2 separate regions of the Homo sapiens genome follow, and region 2 is linked to region 1. Evidence: chromatin loops called from intact Hi-C (ENCODE). Cell type or tissue: PC-9. All regions are shown on one strand.

What was found. Peaks named below come from ENCODE experiments on the same cell type or tissue, not always from the same donor. Only the 100,000 strongest peaks of a DNase experiment are listed, where the experiment ranks them.
Region 2: it touches region 1 in a loop (6-fold over the local background); 2 of 110 quality-filtered maps call a loop at or near these places.

Annotation. Positions count from the first base shown.
Region 1 is chr5:88,781,754-88,789,753 of GRCh38, forward strand. All of the region lies in intron 3 of MEF2C (myocyte enhancer factor 2C), which reads right to left. Among named protein-coding and RNA genes, the nearest start is that of GSCAR, 89 kb to the left of the region's middle. In PC-9, no CTCF peak of the experiment used is centred here; DNase peaks (open chromatin) are centred at 3,388, 3,808, 4,198 and 4,608; H3K4me3 peaks cover 2,072 bases; H3K27ac peaks cover 2,455 bases.
Region 2 is chr5:89,033,162-89,041,161 of GRCh38, forward strand. The region is part of intron 3 of MEF2C-AS1 (MEF2C antisense RNA 1); the gene reads left to right. Among named protein-coding and RNA genes, the nearest start is that of MEF2C-AS1, 150 kb to the left of the region's middle. In PC-9, no CTCF peak of the experiment used is centred here; a DNase peak (open chromatin) is centred at 4,120; H3K27ac peaks cover 1,529 bases.

The DNA.
Region 1 (8,000 bases):
TTGAGGTCAGGAGTTCAAGACCCAGCCTGGCCAACATGGTGAAACCCCGTATCTACTAAAAATACAAAAATTAGCCAGGTGTGGTGGCACATGCCTGTAGTCCCAGCTACTCGGGAGACTGAGGCAGGAGAATTGCTTGAGCCCAGGAGGTGGAGGTTGCAGTGAGCCGAGATCGTGCCATTGTACTCCAGCCTGGGCAACAGAGTGAGACTCTGTCAAAAACAAAACAAAACAAAACAAAAAACTGCACATGTTCTGAGGAAGGAGGATCTTTTGATCCCAGGAGTTTGAGAAGAGCCCAGGCAACCTAGCGAGACTCTGTCTAAAAATTAAAAAGTGCACTACTTCATTAGGAACTTCTAAATTTATAAGATTTTGATTTATGTTTCAATTTACTGTAAAGAAGCTTATATAGTTTAAAATAAACCTCCTAGGCCAGGCACAGTGGCTCACTCCTGTAATCCAAGCACTTGAGAGGCTGAGGTGGGAGGATCACTTGAGCCCAGGAATTCGAACAGCCTGGGCAACATGGCAAAATCCTGTCTCTACAAAAAATACAAAAATTCGTTGGGTGTGGTGGTATGTGCCTGTGGTCCCAGCCACTTGGGAGGCTGAGGCAGGAGAATCACTTGAGCCCAGGAGTTGGAGGTTGCAGTAAGCCAAGGCTGTGCCACTGCATTGAAGCCTGGGCAATGGGCATGAAATCATCTCAAAAAAAAAAAAAATAAAAACAAGCAAAACGAAAACAACAAACGCAACAAAAAACCTCCTGAGGCCTCTATAATTTGCTTTTTTAATACACTGTATGTGATAAATAGTCCTCAGTCACAGAAATGCATGTGCACCTTATTAGTGCAAACTAAAATTATATGAATATTTCTGAAGCAACTTGTCCTATGAAATAAAAATATAAGTTTGGTGAAAGCTTTCAGGCTTTTTAGCACACACACATATACATACTTACAAAACGTAAAATATTTTGGCACTTCCACTTTTCACAACTGTTTCTGTCTTTTCCAGCGGAACCTCTCTCAAGAATTGTCATTATGCTAATTTACTGCTCGAGACCACGGAGTGTCTTTCTGATGCCAATTGTATCACATTTAATTCCACATCAAATATTTAGAGTGCTTGATTTCCCTGTCTCTTCTTCCCATTTTCATTGCCATCTTTCTTATATCTTTTTATTTATGTGAATATTCTCTTCATATCAAGCTAATACTTTTCATGCCCTTGTTTCTTTTTTCTTGTGACTCTTTGCATACTTGGTTTTTTGAAAGTTTGCCCACGTTTTTCATCAATTGATATCCATCTTTCTGAATTTGACTTGTTTGAGCCTAAAAAGGACTACCAATCATGGCTGCCTGTCCTGACCTTTTAAACTTCTTTCTACCACTTATTGCTTGATGACATGGTATCAGGAGCGGCACTGCCATCATGGTCGTCGTTATCATTATTGTAAACCTTACCAAGTGTCAGACCCTGTTCTAAGCATTTTATAAATGTTTATCCATTTAATTCTCATAACAGCTAAGCAGAAGATAGTATTATTAACCTCTATTTACAGACGATGGGATTAAGAAACAGAGAGTTGGCCGGGTGCAGTGGTTCACGCCTGTAATCCCAGCACTTTGGGAGGCCGAGGCTGGCGGATCACCTGAAGTCGAGAGTTCAAGACCAGCCTGACCAACATGGAGAAACCCTGTCTCTACTAAAAATACAAAAAAAATTTAGCTGGGCGTGGTGGCACATGCCTGTAATCCTAGCTACTCGGGAGGCTGAGGAAGAATTGCTTGAACCCGGGAGGTGGAGGTTGCGGTGAGCTGAGATCACGCCATTGCACTCCAGCCTGGGCAACAAGAGTGAAACTCCATCTCAAAAAAAATAAAATAAAATAAAAAATAAAACAGACAGTCTAAGTAATTTGCCCAAGGACATATAGAACTCAGGCAGTCTATCTCCAGAACTGATGCTCCTCAACACTGTGCTATGTTGCCTCCCTCTAAATACCCCATAGTTCTCATTACGTTGTTTTGTCCAGTTGATTCCCACATGTATTTTCTACCTTAATTGGACTGTAAGTTTTGTGAGGTCACAGACAATGTCTTCCAAACTTGTATTTCTCCTGGCATCAATATAAAGTTCTGTATATCCTAAGAATTTAATAATTATTGCTTGAATAAAACAAAATCTACATATAAAAGTGGAAGCAAATTTTTAAGATATACATACTGGAAGGCCACTTTCAGAAATGAAGGTAAAAATATAACAAAAATCTTGAATGCTTTAATGAATAATTTGCAATATAAGTCTAACTGCATTGAAAATCGATAATGAAATTGCTGTATTAATTTCTTTGCACTTCTATTTAATATTTCTTAACTGTCATTATAAGCATTTGATGCATAGAATAAGCATACTTTCTTTTGTTTAAGCCAAGCTGCTTGCATTATTTTGGCTTTCTATTACAGATAATACTGTAGACATTTCAAATCCACAATGATTTGGAGGTAGTCAAATCAATATCAGCTACATAATACATAAAGGATGGATGCAAATTTTATAGCAAAGAAATTAATAATTTATATCTGTTTACTGTAACAAAATTTTTTGTCAGCTTTTTCTGAAGTTTAACAATGCTTGAGCCAATATTGATAAATTATGTATAACATATAACTGTTTAAGATAAAATGCTACTAAAATAACTATATTATTTCATGTTTATAAATGTTACAGAATCTATTATATGTAGTAATTCACGTAGTACTCTTTCTGTATGATAGCCTAGCATAGTTACCATAGCTCATATCACTATTACATCTAAAAATATTTTTTATTTCAGCAGTTAAAAAGAACCAATATTTTCCATATTACAGACTTTGCTGAAGAGTCAGAAATGAATAATATAATATCAAAGGTAATAATTTCCCAAACTGAATTTATCCTGCATGGTACAAATGACTCAACAATGAAAATTTTGTTTAAAAAGTATTCATGTAAAAGGCTTTGTCCCTGGAATACAGCTCTAAGTGGCTCACTATCTAGGTTGAAAATGGTTTCGCAGGGTTGTATGTCCTATTTTTCCATGCCTGCAGTAAAGATACAATATGGGAATTCAGCTTGGTAATTACTAATACACCACACAGACACAATTACACCCTGTATGCTGCATAAAGGAATCACTTGTGGTCTGCATCCATTACAAAGAGCAGTAGGGGGCCAACATGCAAGACGACAAAATGCTTTACAAGACGGAAGGAGACCAGAAGAGTCGATGTACACAGATACAAGGACCTTGATTCTTCTAGCAATGATTTAAGCCTCTTTCCATCAATTATCGTCTTTTGTCTCAAGAGTCTTATCACCAGCAGCATTACAGGAACTGAACATAACAATGCTCAGACTCGTATAACCCTATGAACTGTGCTGACATTTCCACACCCTGTTGCTATGTTTGACCTGGTTTACAGATTACTTAAGCAAAACAAAATAGAAAAAAAAAGCATTCCCATTGCAAAACTGGCATACACACACACACACACACACACACACACACACACACACACGTATTTTTTTATGACTTACTCAGAATTCCATTTGTTGAAACTAAAAGCCATCCTACTCCAGAAATGCTATTTTTCAAAGTAGTTTCTACATCATTTTAAAGATTAAAAGTAAAAATCTGCTTGAGTGAAAATAATAATTTTAAGAAAGAGACTAAATGTTGGCATGTTAAGGGGATACAGACTGAACAAGAGAATTTCATGTCTCAGGGAGCTAAACTAAAATGAGTCAGCTGCTCTCTTAAGGTACAATGAGTCACAGGAATAATTTTCTTGCTGTGAAACTCCTTAAAGTTTTGAGTTTAATTGCAAGCAGTAAGTGGTTTTTATTATAACAGAGTTTCCTCTGTTAATTATTACACGACGTACATTATTTTACAATACTTTCATTTAAGATTCTCTTTTAAAATACATCTTACAAATATGAATTTTTAAGACCTTAGGAAAGTTAGTTATTTATGGCAGTTTGTCAGGTTCCCTGAAACAAAGCCTTGTCTTTCAGAAAATGTTTACAACCTATGAGGAAAAAAAAAAAAGTATCCTGGGGCTAAAATGTTTATTGGCACCTAGAAGTCTGAAGAGAGAGTCGGGCCTGTGGTTTTTTGAGGGCACTTTATCATCGCCCGCATTCTCAAAGGTTTCTCTGAATGAATAGAACTGGATTACTCAGCCTTCTATTCCACGCCTATTCCTCTCCATTTTCCTTGGCACGACTGAGAGCCAGGCTATTTTTAGTTAAGCAGTTTTCTATTTTTAGACAACTACCAGTTAGAAGACATTTGTTAGGGAAAAATTAAAAAAAAAGCACACACACACAAAGGGAGGAGGGAAAGAAGCTTCCTCCACATATTGTGAAGCAGCCTTCAACCTGTAACTCCAGGCATTTCAGCTGCTTTCAATCTTGGAAAAATAAAGAAAAATTCAGAGTTCAGGGTTTTAAAAATAAACCTACCCTCTGGCAAACAGACCAAAATACAACAAGCTGTTACTATGTGAAACAGTGACTACAAAAACAAAGAACATTCTCCAATGATTAAACTGCGAGAAAAGTTGAAGAACTGATTAGGTTGTAAGAATGTTGCACAGGCATGTAACAATTTTCCAGCCTCTCAGCCAGATGTATCATGTTTTAGAATTTAGAGAGGGGAAAAAAAAATCTCATCTGTAAAGTTAAACTAACGATGTGGGATGCAACTTTAAGGTTGAACCTTTTATTAAGCTTAAAGGCAATGAAATTCACTGCATTTTTCTAACATTTGTGTTCTATGGAATTTCTCTAGAAATTATAACCATCTGTTTATAGAAAAACCATACATTAAAAAATCCAGTGCTAACAGAAAACAAAAAATAAAGGCTGCTACATATACATACTACATATATGTGTGTATATATATACATATATGCATTTAATGTCCATATATCACTACATTTATTAGTCTCACTTTTAGTTTAAATGGGAAAAATGGTTCTCAGATTGGCTTAGCATATCAAATTATTCTACTTATTCAAGGCCATGCCTTCATCTGAAATCTACAGTAAGATTTTTCAGGTGCTCACAGTTGTAACTGCTTTCCTTCTCCTCTGTTAGCCCACTGTACTTTGTCTATATCTTATTATGGTTCAGATAATTGGGTATCATAATCACAGATGCATCACCAGTAACTGGCAGAATGCTTAGCAAATGATCTTCATGTCCATCAATATCTACTGAATGAGAGAACAAATACTGTGTATATTCTGTCCACCATGGACTGCTACTGGCCCTGGAGGGCCGTGAACACCATACTTTGCACATACACTTAATAAATACTTGTGGAAAAGAAAAAAAAAATCAATTCGTTGACCTTTGTTAGATCTTCTTAATTTATGTAAAATGCTACAGTTATTTATATAATCATTCAATATTTACTTATAAATAATACACTTATTAGCATAAACTATGCAGTCGTAAATTAAGAATTTTTGTCTTTCTTTTGGTTAGCATTTTTTCTTCTCTGAACTTTTTCTCTTGACTTTGAAAATAAAACTAATTTTTTAAAACTTAAGGGTTGACAATGGGCTCTGACAGCTGTTATAACCTGCAATCCTCATGACAGCCCCGTAAGGAGCTCAGGGTAGACAGCATTAACTCATGAGGAACCTAAAGCCCAGCAAGGTTACATAACTCGCCCTCCGTTAGAGAATGAGAGTGTGTGATGTTGCTGTAACTGGAACTGAATTTTTAATCTCCATCTTTCCTTCAAATTTGTGGAGCTTTTAAAGTCCTATATCCTAGAAGTAAAATTTGAAAGATGAACTCTCATAACAATGCTTCAACAATATTCTTTAGAAAAATCACTTTGTAGCTTTATTTTTCCCCCACATGAAATTAATTCAGAACAACTACAGTTAAGGAAAACCAATCATGGAGTCTGGATGAAGATAAAATTCCGCACATACTAATTAAGAAAAATCAGAAGAAACCGTGTGCACGCATGATCTTTTCTTTCCTGTTGGAAAAGTTCACAAGGGACCTAGCTTATTTCTACGTTCTTACTACTCATTTTTCCTGTGCCTTTTCCATTTTCTCTTCTTCCTCAGGGCAATTCCAGCTTCAGTGATCCCTCCATTTTCTCGTCTTTCTCCACAAAATCACATAGACTTTAACAAATATTCTGTTCCTTGGAGTAAATGCCAACTGAGTGATTCAACTTTCCTGGTTGGATTTCTCTGCCCTGGCTCAGGTCCTGACTGACGCACAGTGGGCATGTCATAAATGCCTGCTGCAGGAATGGAAGGTGAAGTAGCCAGGTGCAACCTCTCCAGTTTACATATCCTTTATTGGGCTGTATCTATTAACCATCATGCCAGTTTGTTTGTTTGTTTATTTATTTATTTATTTATTTATTTATTTAGAGACTGTGTCTCGCTCTGTCACCCAGGCTGGAGTGCTGGAGTGCAGTGGCACAATCTCAGTTTACTGCAACCTCCGCCTCCCGGGCTCAAGCAATTCTCCTGCTTCATCCTCCCGAGTAGCTGGGATTACAAGCGTGTGCCATCACGCCTGGCTAATTTTTTTTTTTTTTGTATTTTTAGTAGAGATGAGGTTTCACCATGTAGGCCAGGCTGGTCTTGAACTCCTGACTTCAAATGATCCGCCTGCCTCGGCCTCCCAAAGTGCTGGGATTACAGGCATGAGCCACCTCGGCCAGCCCATGCCAGTTATTTGAATGAAAGAGAACACTAGATGCACCAGTTTCGTCATTTACTGTCCAACAGAGGGTTTCTTTCATAATGGACAATTATATTTGGGAGCCACTAGTCACATCTTGCTTGAAATGTGGATAGTGAGACTGAAAAGCTGAACTTTTAATTTTATGTAATTTAAATTATATTTATATTTGTATAGCCACATGTGGCTAGGCTACCTTACAGATTAATGCAGATCTATGTCTTTTCATCTGAAGTCTGGTTATATTATCCAAAGAAAATTTACATGACACAAATGAGTTTATAATTGTCATAGTATAGGTGCTAAATATACCATTTATTTACAAATGTGTACAGTAACTTTCAAAGGGGTTGGGTTTCTGGAACTAACCACAGAGTCAATCAATAAACTTATGTCCTATTGAAATAACTGAGAGTGAAGTTGGCTTTAGATTAGTAGTAGCTCATGCATAGGGTAACTTTGGTCTATTTTTCTATGAAATGGTTTCCTCCTTGACATCATAGTGATGGAACTTGTTTATGATTAAATAGTAATATGCACACTTTTATTTTTGAAAAATAAAGTAATTCAGAAATTATAAAATAAGTTACTATTATTAAAATAAGTTACTATTATTAATTCATATATCTACTTTTTTGTAATACTTTTTTTTTTTTTGAGATAGAGTCTTGCTCTGTCACTCAGGCTGGGGTACAGTGGCATGATCACAGCTCACTGGAGCCTCAACCTCTCATGCTCAGGTGATTCTCTGACCTCAGTCTCCTGCGTAGCTAGGAGTACAGGTATGCACCACCACATCCAGCTAATTTATTTTTATTTTTGTAGAGTTGGAGTCTCTGTATGTTGCCCAGGCTGGTCTTGAACTCCTAGGCTCAAGTAATCCTCCTGTCTCAGCCTCCCAAAGTGCTGGGATTACAGGTGTGAGCCACCATGCCTGCTATAACTATTTTTTTTTTTAATGTGAGGAAAAAACCCAAACACCCATTGTGTAGTTTTACTGTTTACAACGTTTCTTACCCTAGAACAGTAGCTCTAAATAGTTATTCAGTTTATTTACTAAAACATAAAGATAAGAGATTTAATTGATATGAAGAGGTTTTCAGAATCTAATTAACCTTCCAGCTAGTCATTAACTCTATGACCTTTAGAAATAATTGACAGAGAATTTTTTTTCTTATTCATAACTTCTTCCAGGTGGTTAAATTTCAGAGTAGTGCAGAATACAC
Region 2 (8,000 bases), 250 kb after region 1:
TCCCCTCTCTGCTTCTAGGTGTACCTCTGCTTCAGTATTCTCTCTGCTTCTTCATCCTTCATTCCATCTACTTTCTCACAGCATCCACATTTACATGTTCTCTCTTTTCTTTAGCCAAGTAGTCTTCAGCTTAGATTTCTAAGAAAGAAAATCTGATTGACCCTGATTGGGGATAGGTATTGACCGTTGGTTGACAAGACCACTCCAAAGATGACCCAGTTAAAAACGGAATCAATTCAGTACACATACACACACACACACACACCCCACAGCCTCTGGATTTTCAACAAGTACAGTATACTCACCAAAACTTTACTATGTAAGGCATTTAAAAATACTTTTGCAATATATTTTAGGAAATTTAATATAGAGAGGTAACTTGTATTGGAAAAAGAACAAGGGCTTAAGGAAGTGACAGCTTTGCTTAGGTTTTTTGCACTGACATGTAGTAAGTTATGGGGCTGTAGGGAGTTTTCCATTTTTACAGTCTCAGTTTCCACACCTGTAAATTGGGGATAACGATACCTGTCTTACAGGAGTTCTTCTGATAATGAACAATAGTATGCATGAAATGACTAGAACAGTGTGTAAATTCATGCTAATAGTCAATAAAAGGAGCTATTACTACTATCTTTATATTTTGTGTGATTTAGGGTCATATAATCAGCATTTTAAAATCAGATGAGGTCATATATGTTGTTGGCTCAAAGAAGCTACCTTGAGGCACTCCCTGAAGAACTTCAAAATAAATGCATATTCTTTTCTCAAAGTTAACTAAAAAGTCAACTCATAGTGGAATAGAGAAAGGTATACAAAGTCAATTTAAAGCCATCTTTCCCAAGCTTCTGTTATTTTCTTTTCTCTCTCTCTCTTTTTTTTTTTTTTTTTGAGACAGAATCTCACTCTGGTCACCCAGGCTGGAGTGCAGTGGTGCAAGCTTGCCTCACTGCAACCTCTGCCTTCCAGGTTCAAGCAATTCTGCTACCTCAGCCTCTGAGTAGCTGAGATTACAGGCATGCGCCACCATGCCTGGATAATTTTTGTATGTTTAGGAGAGACGGGGTTTCACAATGTTGGACAGGCTGGTCTCAAACTCCTGACCTCAAGTGATCTGCCTGCCTTGGCCTCCCAAAGTGCTGCAATTCCAGGTGTGAGCCACCACGCCCAGCCCAAGCTTCTGTTATTGGTAAACTTTTTCCACAAATTGTTGATATCTCTGTAATACCTAAACAATTATTTAATGTTTTTCACTAAATTAACTTTATATGAATTCATCATTTTAAGTTATTAACCTCATGTTTGTAATACTATTTTTGAAATTAGGATTTGACATACTGGTTATATATATTTTCCTAATAACCATGATCATAAATGTGTAACTATTCATGTAAAAAAGAGTTCATCCTTTTACCATATAAAATGAACTTGAGGTAACACTGACTTCACAAGACGTCTTCAGAGCCAATACAATTGACCTAAATCAGAATTAAAACAACATATTTAAAGAAATAAATATGTCATTCAGAAAAAGAGAGTTGGTCAGCCCTGGAACAGAGCAGAAATGAGTCACCGTGGTGACCATCAGCTGACAGCCTCAGCACTCTCTGGGTACCCTGCAGGCCCATGCAGTCAGCTCCACCCTTTGGCAGGTCTTTCCATCTCCTGGAGACAGACATATCACAAGCCACTTAACTTCCCTATGATTCAGTTTATTTGTTTGTGAAATAGGGATATCATATAGTTCTCAAATATTTGACATGAGAAAGCATAAAAGAATGTCCTTGCTATGGACTGTTTGTGTCCTCTCCCCATTCATGCCCCCAGTGTGATGGCATTTGGAGGTGAAGTCTTTGGGAGGTACTTAAAATTCCGTGAGATTATGAGGGGGGCCCTATAATGGGATTAGTGCTCTTATAAGAAGAGGAAAGGACCAGAGTCCTCTCTCTCTGCTATGTGAGGATACAGCAAGGAAAATCACAAAGAGGGCCCTCACCAGGAGCTGAATCAGCTGGCATGCTGATCTCAAACTTCCCAGCCTACAGAACTGAGAAATAAATTTTTGTTGTTTAAGCCACCCAGTCTATGATACTTTTGTTATAGCAGCCCAAACTGATTAAGACTGTCCTGAATAAAACTTTTTAAAATTAAAAACAAAACTTTTTACTCTAATCTTCTGTTGGGTAGGGCAACTTGACTTATCAGGCTTCATGAGTTGTTTTTCCGTTGGCAGTTATATAAATTGGCAAAGAGGCCTTACATGTCCACCTTATGAACTTTGTGAGACAACTCTGATAATTAATTAAACTGCAAGTCCCAGGGAAGACCCTGGTTAGTGTTAAAGGTGCCAAGGTAAATCCTATACTGGTCTGGACTCCTGAGGGCTAATTGAATTTCTCAAGGTATCAGGGTGCAAATGCTTCTAACACTTGTAATATGCTATATAGTTTATTAATCAGCTATTTACAGAAATCTAGCTACAAATATGACATTGCCAATAGGAAAATACTCTAAAGAGATTCCTGGGTCTCATAGTTTATCATCTCACTAAGGAATTCACAGGTGCATACATGATTTTTTTATATATATGAGTACTTCTCCATATATTACCTCACAATAACCCTATGTAACAGTTGAAAAAACTGAGGCACAGAACTTAAATGACTGACTGAAAGTCCACAGTGAACGTTTAATGGTGGAACTAAGATTAGAGTTCAAAGTCCAGCATTCTTTACAAAGTGGTTGCAAACCCCAGGATTGTCTTCTTAGAGGGCAGATACCCAGGCCCCTTAAATAGATACTCTACATTGGGTGGATTTTTTTTTTAATTGAGTTGAGGTCTCTCTCTGTTGCCCAAGCTGGAGTGCAGTGGCATGATTGTGGCTCATTACAACCTCAAACTCCTGGACTCAAGCGATCCTCCCACTTCAGCCTCCTTGGTAGCTATAACTAAAGGGGTGCCTGCCACTGCACCCAGCTGATTTTTGAAGAATTTTTGTGTGTGTGTATGGAGACAAAGTCTTGTTATATTGCCCAGGCTGGTCTTGAACTCCTGGGCTCAGGCAGTCGTCCTGCCTTGGCCTACTAAAGTAGTGGCATCTCAGGCATGAGCCATTGCACCCAGCCAGAAATCTGCATTTTAATGAAACCTCAGGTGATTCTAGTGCGGATCATCTGCTATGATAAGCATCATATCAGGTTATGCAATGTTCTTATGAAGTAACTTGGCAGCAGTTGCAAAACAACACACAAATATGTTTAAAATTCTAGAGTATGGAGTTATGCCGAGACGCAAGTGATGAAGACGAGGGTGCCAGAGAGGACAAGATCTTTTGTGCAGGCTGGTGCTGACCACGCACACAAAGGGGACATTTAGGTTGTCTGGAATTCCTTCAGTGATTTGGACAATGTTTGCTCATCACTTCTTTCAGCTCACACAAGAAATCCCAGGAGCATTTTGCCTTAAAATTCTTATTCCTTTATTCGAAAAAATAAAAAATTAAAACTGGACTCAATGTCTTAAATTAGGAAAGAATTCAGCATCAAATGTTTCTTTTTGCCCTTATATGGATTTTTTTGAAAGCTCTGTCTAAAATACCATGTTCTTTCCATGTCATCTTCATTGTGAATGCAGGCAACAGGATTCTGCCCTTGGATGGCTTTCAGGGGAAGAGACAGAACAAAACAACAAAACACTTTATGTTTCTTTTCAACGGCACAGATTTTTACATGTGAGGGTCAGGGTTGAGTTCAAAATGTTGCTCATTTGGGAGCAATGAATTTCTGTTTTTCAGATGATATGAAAAAATATAGAGTAAACGAAGCATAGGAAAACACTGACAGTTACTTTGCAACGATGTGAATGGAAAAACTGTACAGATTGCATTATATTTGAGTGGACATTTTAGCATGAATACTCATGTGTAATTCATCTCTTACCCTCAAAGTTAGAAGCCTATGACTCTGGCAAGCAGGCATTTGTTCGGAACCCTGGCTTTCAACAGCCATCACTGTGTACCGGGAGCCAGTATGGGATTCCCCCTCAGGGGATGGAAAGTGGCAGGAAGTGACCTCTCAATTGGACCATTGTCTAAGGAAATGTTCTAAACGTCTTTCCCTCAGCCTGGTTGGAGATACATAATCAACATATTTGTGCCATGAGAAGGGAGCCCCAGTCAGGGCCAGTCCTTCTGCAAACAGCTCCTTCTTATTTGTTCTTCCCTTTTGTCTAGCTTTGGGGAATCGCTGTGATTCAGCACTTAGGTGAGTGGTTATTCCTGTCTCCCAGATCATACGTCCCTTCACCTAACTTGTGAATTTCCCTCTGATATCTTACTGATGACATTCCAGAAAGCAGCATATCCAAGACTATTACTGGCTAGATACAAGGCAGGGACATTTGCTATTTATGGCCTCTGCCATTTCTCACTGTATTCCTTCATTTTAATATATGCATGTCTTTTCTGCTGGGTCAAGCGTAAGTGTCTGGAGGATATGTACGTTACTCATAATTTTAAAATGGCTACTATTATCATTATTTGTAGAGACAGGATCTCACTTTGTTGCCCAAGCTGGTCTCAAACTCCTGGGCTCAAGTGATCCTCCCACCTCAGCTTCCCAAAGTGTTTGGATTGTAGGAATGAGCCACTGCACCTGGCTGAAATGGCTTTTAGTTCAGAGCTTCATGTATAATGGTCCCTCAATGAATGAATGAATGAATAAATAAATAAACTTGCAGTGTCAATGATTATAGGGACAGTCCCTTTTCCCTCTGCCCTTGCTCCAAGAGGTCTTTTGAGTTACCTGTCCTTGAAACTAGATCTGGCTTCAGCCCTGTGTCTTTGCTTCTGGCTTAACTGCCATGGTGCCATTTTGTACACATTGTAAACAAAATGGAAAGATAAGAGTGGGTGAAATAAGCCATGGCCAGAGCTACTGGTCAAAATCATGACAAAGGCAAGATTTATGCTTAGTGTCTTCCACCATTTCTGCCCATGGTCACTGACTCCCTCTAGGTGGGCCCCTGCTTTGCCATCAAACTTTTACCAGGTTCACCAAAATACTCACTGAACTTAGAAGGCACCACATCCAAATCGTTCTTTATCTATTATCTGTCTGAGCTTATCTGTACTCCATCTCAAATGCCCTTACTTTCTGCTAAGTGACAATACTTGGTAATAGATGAATGAAATAAACCAGGCTTTCCTGTTATAAGACCTAGCCAATATGGTACCCTTCTCAAGAATCAAAATGTCTCAACTTGATTTAAAGACCCTTTAGTATTTGTGCTAGGTATATTGATTTGCTTTTAATAAAATCTCTTTTCTTTACTTTTTTTTTTTTTTTTAAGAGATGGGGTCTCACTCTGTAAGCCCAGGCTGGAGTACAGAGGCATAATCATAGCTCACTGCAGCCTCAAACTCCTGCACTCAGGAAATTCACTTCTGCCTCCAAAAAAGCTGGAACTACCAGCACACACAACCACACCTGGCCAAATTGCCGTTACAATCTCTTAAATTCCTTCCTTCTTCTATGTTTATTTACATGGTTGCTGTCCTGGTTCTGGCAAAACAGGTCTGGTTTTCTTGCTTTGTCTCTCTTAGCAGTCCATCCAATGATCTGTTGCCAAATTGATCTTTTTTAAAACATCTCTTTTATCATGTTACTTTTTGTCTAAAATTGCACTCATTGATTCACATTGTATTGCCTGCATGGTGGACTTAAAACATATAGGCCACCTCTTTCCCACTCCTCATGGTAGACATTAGTAATCAATCATTCTTTGTTTGCCTAAGAGCCCATGGCCTAAGAACACAGATTTCTAATGAACCACTATCAATTGCTAGGAGATCTCCACATGAAACTTCTTTCTCATACTCAATGGACCACAATGGGAAATTCAAAGTCAAAGTCCATACCCAGGAATTCAACATAAGTTAATCCCATTATGCCTTTCATTGAATGTAGGTACAAAATCTTCCTACTGTGCTCCAGCAAAATTCTGAACATAACTCTCTACTGAATATACTCTATTCTGACCAGACTCTGGGCTACTCTTTCTGAAATTCCACTGCTGGTAATGTTCACTCTACTTTTCTAACTTGATCCAAACAGGCCCGTGTTTCAAGGCCAAGCTTGAATTCTTCTCACTCCCTGAATACTTCCTAGGACATGTCAGGCAGGGATTGTCTTAACTCAAAGAACTGTCTATGCCACTCATTTAGCCAACAAGTATTACAGATTTGTGAATGGGCTCTCTTGTGGCTATTATTTACTTGTCGATTGTGTGCCTTCTTTTTTTTTTTTTCTTTTTTTTGAGCCTCACATTTTCTTTTTTTTTTATTGTTATTATACTTTAAGTTTTAGGGTACATGTGCACAACGTGCAGGTTTGTTACATATGTATACATGTGCCATGTTGGTGTGCTGCACCCATTAACTTGTCATTTACATTAGGTATATCTCCTAATGTTTTCCCTCCCCTCTCCCCCAACCCCACGACAGGCCCCGGTGTGTGATGTTCCCTTTCCTGTGTCCAAGTGTTCTTACTGTTCAATGGGACTGTAAACTAGTTCAACCTTTGTGGAAGACATTGTGGCAATTCCTCAAGGATCTAGAACTAGAAATACCATTTGACCCAGCCATCCCATTACTGGGTATATACCCAAGGGATTATAAATCATGCTGCTATAAAGGCACATGCACACATATGTTTATTGCAGCACTATTCACAATAGCAAAGACTTGGAACCAACTCAAATGTCCATCAATGATAGACTGGATTAAGAAAATGTGGCACATATACACCATGGAATACTATGCAGTGTGCCTTCTTTTCTAGATAGATTTCAGAAGGGAGGGACTACATTTCTACCTCTTTCTATTTTTCCTAGTGCTAATTTACAACATCATATGAAATGCAGGCCTTTATTACTTGATTTCAGATATGGAGGCAGGTGAGTATAGGAGAGATTAAAATTACATTCACAGACACATACCATATTTCTCATTCTCTAGCATAAAATATTTCTAAACATGGAATTGTACATCTGGGTGACAACCCTCAAACTGCAATTGGGAGCTAAGGATATAATCTTTAAAACAATTTGGTATAGTTTTGTTTTGTAGCTAATGTTTATTAAGTACCTATTGTGTGCCAGGCACTGTGCTGAAGATTTACACACAGGATCTTTTTTAATTTTCACAACTACCTTGTGAGGCAGAGACTATCCTATCTTCAATTTGTAGATGGAAAAAAAAAAAACCAGGCTCAGAGAGCTTATATAATGTACCCAAGGACACAGAAATGGTATATAGCAGAGAACCGGGATTCTACCTGGCTGTCTGCTGTCTGACAATTGGGCCTTTTCTCATCATCACCACTAATATAGCAAAATACAATACAGTGAAAAGATTACCTCACAGATGGATTTGGCGACTGCTTTTAGAATTTCAGTGAGTAACATGAAAACTTAAAGAAGAGTGATAAATGTCAGGATGCTTCTGTGGAAGAAATGTGATTGTTTGGTTTATCACAAGTGAGCAAAGAATGCTCAGAGACTGGACTGGTATTTAACAGTATAAATCTGAAATCATGAGAACAGACTAAAGGAGTGCAATAGAGAAGGGAAGAGAGTGTCTGGGAGGCTGCAATACGGTAGGTTTGAGAAAAATAAGGGAAGGGGCTGAAAGTCTTCTGGAATAGGCTACCCCAGAGAAAAAGGAAGAGGGATAGACTAGCCTATTGTAAGTGAGGAGATGCTAAGAGAGAGCATAATGAGAAAATGGGCCATGTGTAATGACTGTCTTAGCTATCGTAACTCAATGGAGTGTAGTTCATACATTCTCTTACACTAATAAAACTGCTGTTCCCTATACTGTATTTGCGAAATGGCAATGGCTAAGAAGCCAGAGAGAGCTGGGGAAAGATTGAAAGCCATGAACGCTCCCTTTGATGGGACAGTTCCTTCCAGTCTCCATCTTAGGCATTTATACTTGTAAGGG